Linked DNA regions of Mus musculus: region 2 is linked to region 1. The links are chromatin loops, found by intact Hi-C in ENCODE. Cell type or tissue: left cerebral cortex. All regions are shown on one strand.

Evidence for each region. A loop is a pair of places that touch in the nucleus more often than their neighbours do. Peaks named below come from ENCODE experiments on the same cell type or tissue, not always from the same donor. Only the 100,000 strongest peaks of a DNase experiment are listed, where the experiment ranks them.
Region 2: it touches region 1 in a loop (7-fold over the local background); 15 of 42 quality-filtered maps call a loop at or near these places.

Annotation. Positions count from the first base shown.
Region 1 is chr4:97,035,600-97,039,599 of GRCm38, forward strand. No RefSeq gene overlaps it. Among named protein-coding and RNA genes, the nearest start is that of Gm27521, 120 kb to the left of the region's middle. In left cerebral cortex, a CTCF peak has its summit at 2,236 (motif pointing right); a DNase peak (open chromatin) is centred at 2,250.
Region 2 is chr4:97,749,158-97,753,157 of GRCm38, forward strand. It overlaps Gm38709 (a long non-coding RNA gene), which reads right to left. Exons shown (of 5, transcript XR_003955232.1): 5 at 1,490-4,000. It also overlaps a transcript of Nfia not described here. Among named protein-coding and RNA genes, the nearest start is that of Gm38709, 26 kb to the right of the region's middle. In left cerebral cortex, CTCF peaks have their summits at 1,988 (motif pointing right) and 2,187; DNase peaks (open chromatin) are centred at 2,011, 2,771 and 2,967; H3K4me3 peaks cover 1,413 bases; H3K27ac peaks cover 1,449 bases.

The sequences.
Region 1 (4,000 bases):
TTAGATAGAGCCATAGAAATCCATTCTAAAACAATACAATGTTAAACAATCTTGATTAAATAATGTGGCATAGTTACCCCCCTTATTATATATTCTTTATATTTGAAAACCAAGGAAAAATAAAGAAAGGAAGGAAGGAAGGAAGGAAGGAAGGAAGGAAGGAAGGAAGGAAAAGAAAGAAAGAAAGAAAGAAAGAAAGAAAGAAAGAAAGAAAGAAAGAAAATAAGGAAGGAAGGAAGGAAAAAGGAAGGAATGAAGGAAGAAAGGAAGAAAGAAAGAGAGAGAGAGAGAGAAAGAAAGAAAGAAAGAAAGAAAGAAAGAAAGAAAGAAAGAAAGAAAGAAAGAAAGAGAGAAAGAAAGAAAGAAAAATACATCTTCAGGTCCCCACTCTCACATTACTGTGAGCCCTAGCCACAGATAGCACACAAAGTAAAAATCCTCTGTTTTGGCTTCTTTTTTACTGCCTGAAGCTCTTGACACCTATCCATCACTGGCTCTGGCCACTCAGCTTTGATCCATGTGGTCATAAGCTTCTTGGATTCCTTGCTCCTTCAGTCTCATGGTCATACCATATTTTGCATAGGTGGGTATTCAATAATCATTTGGCTAACTGTATTGAAAGGAATGGAGTTTAATGAATAATATTTATATAATTTATATGGGAAAGGGATTTAAACAAAACAAAATAAGGGTATTACCCAGAATACCCAGTCACTTATGGTCTACAATGGTAGTAAGAAGGTAACATTGAAGTTCTTATCTGGGAAAAACTAATGGGCTAAGAAGAATAAAGACATATACATGATGTGCATGCATCATGTACACATAAATATATATGAATAAGATGGATTGCTTGATGAATACAGTTGCACTGAGTCAATTGTATAAGCGCTTTTGCATACGAAAAAAGTAAAATAGTAGGAACAGACTTTCAGTAAAACAAATATGTGTTAGTCCACAGCATATAATTGTTCCATCATGTAATCCAGGCATACTTAATCTGGTTCTTACAAAGTTCTCACATGCTCTCCAACAATAGGGTTTTTTTTTTTCTAGCACAATGAGAAACATGTGATGATCTCACTGTTTTCTGTCTATGATCTCCACATCTCCACCCTGAGCTCCATGCAGCCCAGGCTTTTTTCCTCAGCTGGCAGGCACAAACCCCAGATGCCAGGCTGTAGAGGATATGTATTTGCTGCATCTGGTTTCTTAGCAGATTCGACAAGCCTCTGTGCTGGCAGCTGAAGAAATGCCTTTGGGCTGATCACATGGTGAAAACTCCCAACTGGCTGGAACAATCAGCAACTGTGATTCAGCTGGACACTGGACGGTTGATTTTGCCCATCCTCTGATGTCTTGGATAAGTGATTAGTGGCTTTTGTCTTGAAAAGTATGCTCCCAAATGACAGTCCAGACCAAGAACTAGCCTGTACTCTCACCTCTTATAATCTTATAAGTTGTACACAACTGAATTTTGTTTCCTTCATCAATGAGAATTTTCCCAGAAACATGGACTACAGAATGTCTTTCACATAGGATGCCTGTCACAGCAGCACTTTACATTTGGAAGGAAAATTAAGTCAGTTAGTAAAGCTCCCTAAATTTTCTGATGAAAAAAAAAAAAAGCAGGCTTTGAAAAGGGAGAGGATTTTGATCAGATACATAGAAAGCAGAACAAAGCAAAGCCCACTGGCACGAATGCTGCAAATGAGCACATATAGAATGAAAGATGAAGAGCAGAAAAAAATTGCACCTGAGGATGAAAAACCACAGCCAAGTGGTTTTGTGTATTCTCTGTATCAGGAGAGGCACCCTGTGGACAAGAAGACAAGTAAAACAAATATCCTGTGCAAGTTACACTAATGGGGGCCACCTATTCTCAAGGCCTGAACTCTTACAATATAAAATTCTGTAATTCCACTCAGAATTTATTAATATGTGACAGTTTAAATAAGATAATCCATTCTGTATGCAACAAGATTATGGATTTTAGAAACAAATGTTGAGAGCTTGTCATATTAACACATACCGTGCTTTATAAGGAGTGGTTATCATAACTTAGAAGGTGAAATTGCCAATAAAGCAGGAGTGTAAGAGCAGGGTCACAGAGTGAGTTTTCTGACTGTGTTCCTGGTGGGAATCATGTAATCAGCCAGGGAGGATGTCCTGACACACATAAGTGCATCCACAGCTGCCACAATTGTACCAATTCCCTCAGCTGCAGTGAACAGCCATTTCCAGCAGGGGACATCCACAGCTCAGACAAGAGAATCTTGTCCAGCCCAGAAATGATGAATGGAGATGATCCAGCACTTAGATATGAGCCAAAAACCAGCCAGGACGACACTCATCCCATAGAAACCAAAGTTCTGGAAAGAAGACCTTCCAGAACTCTTGAACTGTGAGCAGCTACGAATGCCAGTAAATCTGAGTTTCTCTTACTTTATTTACAAGCTGAGGCTGGACAAAGACATTGAACCTTGCTAAAGGAGTGGGAATGGGGGTATGACACATTCTCTTGAGCCTGTGACAGATCAAGGTAACCAGGTGCCAGAGACTCACAGTTATGGCACAGCCATGCTGGCAAGACTGTGTGGCTTGGAATTTTCTTTGGCTGCTATCTGGATCCCAGGCTTTGTTTATTATCTGCTCAGGAGCCAGAAAGAAGATGGCTACACATTAGATTTGTCCTTATGACAGTAGTAGGCTACCACATATCTAATAACCATCTCTGGGGGGGGGTGTACATGTGGTTACATAACTAGATTTATATTTTACTCTGATATGTAGATTCAATTTACCCACCCTGTGAAGTAGGCAAGTTTATGGTATAATTCTCACACTTCAGTCATTTTTGCTAAATTCTTGTCATTCTGACCAACTTAGTGCTGCAACTCAAGCCTAATGTGACATAATCAGTGTATGTGTTTGCTTCCTATCGGGATCAGCAAAGAACATTGCAATGAGGATGGCAGTGTTAGGAATGTTTGAAGGTGTTTTTATTTATATTATCAAGGAATGATAAAGTAAATCAATAGAAATGTACACTCAAACTTCCTTTATTAATTCCATGGGACAGATCATTGCTGAAGCCTTCTACAGTCTTTGAATACTGAAAATATTCATAAATATATGAAATTTTTGATGATGTATCCTGTATATAGTTTAATCTTTGATGACACCATGTAGTCTTATCAAATATCTAATTCAAATGCAAAAAGTGAATCAATTTCTTACTTACAGTTTCTGTCAGGCTCAAAAGTATAAATACTTCCTCTAGGGAAGGCTTCATAAAAGAAGGTCAGGGCACTGAAAACAGAGTAGGAAAGAGATACAACTTACCAAACGATTCTATAATGTTTCTAGCATATTTTAAACATAATCCTCCAGGAGTATAATAATAAACATGATAACAAAAATAATTAAGAACTGGTGAATTCTCAATGATCAATGTTTTATTAAAATATAGGGATTTCTCTCTATCCTATATAATCATTTAAAAGTGTATAGAAGCCTGCACAATATCCAGCATGATAAACACAATTACAATGCAAGGAGAAGTCCAATGGTCAGATAGAAATTTTTAAAAAGGGTTGGGAGCCTCCAACCTCAGAGAGTTACTGAGGAAAATACTACATGAAAGCTACTGTGCTTTACATGGAATCAGCCATACACCTCTCCCTATAGCCTGAACGTATGCTTCACTACATCGCAGGGCAGTCTCGAACAGAGGAGAGGCTGAGGCTGAAAGAAGCAAAGGGACTCATTCAAGTTCAGTCAGCTGATCTGGGCTAAGAAGATTGCCTGGCTTTAAACACTGCAACAAATAAGGCAACCACCACTCAAGAGTGTTGCATGGGAGGGGGCAGCAGAATTTATAAATATAGGTGATGCACAAGGATGCCTGTGAAGGAAAGTGATGGCTGGACCTGAGAATTTGAACAAATGCATTGCTTTTATGATTTACTTCATTAATGATTGTGGATCTTTGGACACT
Region 2 (4,000 bases), 710 kb after region 1:
ATTCTCTCAGCTTTGAGGCCTTTTCGCAAGTTCGGTTATTCTACCAGTGTAAAGGAGGTGCTGTGGGTAGGAATGGTGGTTTGGGTTTTACGCTTTGATGGATGAGAAGGGGAACTCATGCACAATTTTCCACAATGGTAACCCCAAAATGCTGAAAGTAGTATAATTTGCTTCTCTATGTAATCCAAACCTTTCATTATGAAATGCCACTACAAAAAAAGAAAGAAAGAGAGAGAGAGAGAGAGAGAGAGAGAGAGAAAGAGAGAGAGAGGAAGAAGAAAGAAATGTCACTACTATTACATGGATACAAAGAAATGACATATTTGATATATGGGGGAAAGTGCAGTGTCGGCCTTGAGCTATATAGCTCGATGATAGAGCACTTGCCCAGCATGCATGAAGCCCCAGGGTTGAGCTAGGGGCAAACTCAATGTATATATTCTCATAATAAGGGCAACAGAGCCCAACTGCTGTGGTTTAGATGCCAGGACATCAATTGCTATATTAAACTAAACTTTTCCTTGGGCTGTTTGATGAGATTTGGCTGTGTGGGCCGTGAGGTAAGCATAGACTAATTATATTGATAGAAGTATAAGTCAGTCTGTCTCTGGCTTTTCCTACTGCCTCTGTGCCCTGCTCTTTCATCCACTGTCAAGATTTTCTAAGGAAACACTGCAATCATCACCACTTCTTGGGCTGCAAGAGCGAGCCTCTGTCACCCCTTCAGCATGGCACAACCACTAAGGAGCCAAGTCCCCTGCCTGACTTGGATTGAGAACTTTTACAAGTGTCCCAACACAGGTGCCAGTTGAAGTCACTTTCATGTTGTCAGAGGAGGGTTCTCTGCGGGCCTGCTCTGCTGATTCTTAAAATGACTCCCTTGAAAAATAGGCAGGGAAGCCAATAGCCAGCCTGGAAGCAACTTTCCCTGTGGCTTTTGCTTCAGTTCCTATCTTCAGGTTCTCACCCTGCCTTCCCTTACTGATGCACATAACCTAGAATTGTAAAATGAAACAAACCCTTGCCTCTCCAGCTCCCACAAAAGTGACTCCCTTGACCTCCCTGGCCCTCCAATCCCCTTGGGAACTCACAGTTCTTCTTTTCAGAGGTGCTATGAAAGACAAAACCTGTCCTCCTATGTAAAACACCTAATCTGATTTCGAAGAACTTAATACTACTACATATCAAAAGCAGGTTCAGAAACAGACTTGAGTCTGCTGAAGTTGTAGTTATAGCTTTCACCTCTGGATTGTATGTCTTCATCTTTACAGTGGGAATAATGTATATCATATATGGTTCTGACGTTCATGTGGTAATTAACAATTTATAAAGTAAAATGATAATTAAGTAGTCACAGCCATCCACTAATATGTCTCTTTTGTCTATGAGGAGATTAGCCAGTGCTCAAATCAGCTATTGGGGCCACTTGGCTGCCTTTCTCGCCTCTTCCTCCTAGAGACCTAATCTTTCATGGAACAGGAAACACATATGCAGTGTCTTTAAAGTTTTATTTCTCGGAAGATTTTTCCCCCTTTTAGAAATAGGTGGGAGCTCTTAACATGGGCAGTTTCTCACCTACTTTATCTCATTAATTTAGAAAAAAAAAAAACTCTCACGGTTATAGTTCTGAAGGGGAAGAAAAAGGAGAGTGAGTGACGGAGCAACTTGTCCAAGGTCACACAAATACTCTTCCTAATGAAATTGACTGCTGCTCTCCTTGGCTGAAACGTGGGGGAGATACTGGGTTCAAAATCCAGCCAAAACCATTAGAGCGCGAACAAGTCCAATCAGAGCTAGTACTGTTCTGTTTCCCAACTTCTTCACGCCCCCAACGCAAATTTTCGGTATGGTCTAGTCTGCTGTTGCCTGCCAACAGACCTGTTGGTCTGGATTGATTACAGAGATGAGATGGCTGTGCCCAAAATCCTGCCTTGCTTAGGAAAGGATCTCCAGCCTTCTCACCAACGTGCTAGTTGGAACTCGACTGTAGGTGGCGCCCTGCTTCGCTTAGGGGAACTTGAAGGATGAGGACCCGGGTCACCAGCTGCCTTCTCTTAAAGGAAAAAAGTCTTTTTCGCCCGGGACTTCTCTCCCGCTCCCCTGGTGTGGGCGGAGCGGAGCGGTTGCGGTTAAGCAGCACTTCTCAAGAAGTAGAGCCTAGTGACCGACCTCTGAGCGCTTCCTGCCCAGCGTGGCGCTCCTGAGCCGTGCTTGAACCCCAATCCTCCCGCGGCCCAGGCCGTCCTCACCCTTCTACCCCTTCCCCTAAAGTCAGTAATGAGATTAAAGGGCTGAGGACAGTGTGGTTCCTAGTGTGACCCTGTGATTGAGAGGAGGGGGAGAGTCAACTTTACAAAGCTCTAAAAGGCCAAACCTCAAAAGACTTGCAAGAGAAAGCAGCAGGGTGCACCTGCATGGCCTGTTTAGGAACAAGGACCGCCTCCTCAGGACCCGGTATCGGCGCCCTGTGCGGTCTCTTCGTGCTCTTTCTTCCCTCTGGCTCCGGCCTGACCCTGAGCTTTTTCGTTGCAAAGTTGGGTTCCCATATTCGAACCCCATCTTGCACACGTTGGGGTGTACGCGATGGAGCTGGGTGTTGGGGAGTGATCACACCACAGCTGATCTGGGAGCACTTCGGGAGGCGAAGCGGAGCAGGGAAGGAAAGAGTGGAGTCAGTCCTACAGTGGCTGAGCGCTGAGTGACCGGGTCATCGGGATGTCCCGTGGGGTGGGAGGACGCGTAGGGCGGCGTCAACCTCCGGCCTGGGTTGTTCTGCTGTGGCCACAGGCGGACTTGTCCTGTGCGCGGGTCCCCTCTTGAAGATCGACCGAAGTCCTTCCTACGGCAGCTGTGGAGGGAACTCTGGGGGAATGATTTGCTCCGACTGCACTTTGAGAAGAAGACTTTTTCTCTTAAGAGCTTCTGAAGTTGAACGGTGTGGTTAGGGGGAGTCGTGGGCGTCCTCTGCTCGTTACCAGCGGCCTGGGACAGGCCGGAGAATTGTTAAGTGGGTTAGCGAGGCTGGGAGGAGGAAAAGTGAAAGCGGAACTGGATAAGGGAGGAAAGCGTACAGCTACTGAAAAGAGTGTTGGAAAAAACACACTGCAAAAAGCTTATTCTTTTACTCAGTCTTTCTTTGATCGGAAAAAAGTAAAACATACCTGACTTGGATTTTTTCCCCCTACCAATTAGAACCTGTTACACTTTCCCAAGTCCATAAAAGAACTGCAGAGATAAATTTAAATAAACAATGGCAATGGGGTATGTACAGTTGTGACACTTGGTTGCAACACCATTTAGTGACAGCTTTTATCTTGAGAAAAATAGGGATGTAACTATTAATCTCTTGTGCTGCTGCAGGAGATGGGGTCCCTAAGAAGGGAATAAGCCAAATAGAAAGTGCAGTTATGGAAACAGAAAATTGAGATCCATTTTAACACTCTGGTCTTGGGATTCTAGCACTGCACTCTACCCTAGCATTAACTTAGCAGGAATATCACCCGGCCTAGTCTCTGTGTGATTCTTAAGACAAAACAAAGGGCACGCAGTGTTTTCCCTTTAAGGAGCTACAAACAATTGCTGCACGCAGTAACTCCAATAGAAGTGGTCTTCATACTCTCTGGGAGGCAGGAACTGGATTTGGCCTCTTTCTAAGGTGCAGGTGTGTGATTTTTTTCCCCCCAGAGCTGGTGGGTATAAGAGACAGAAACCACAAAGGCAGTGTGTCCTGGTGCCCTGCCCGAGCATTTAAGCAGAGAATGGTGGACATATTGAGGTTGTGCTTCCAATGCTGGCAAAGCTGAGGGATGGATGGATCCTGTCTTCTACAAACCTACACACTTTGCACTCAGCCCCCTTCCTCGGTAAACTGGATGAAAAGCACTTTTATCCCTGAAGGCATAAATGGAGACTTCACTCTCTCTTCCAGGGTCGAAACCTCTGCCAAGGGTTAAATGACAAGCTTGTAGCCCACACTTCGTGAATATAACTTACCCAGAAC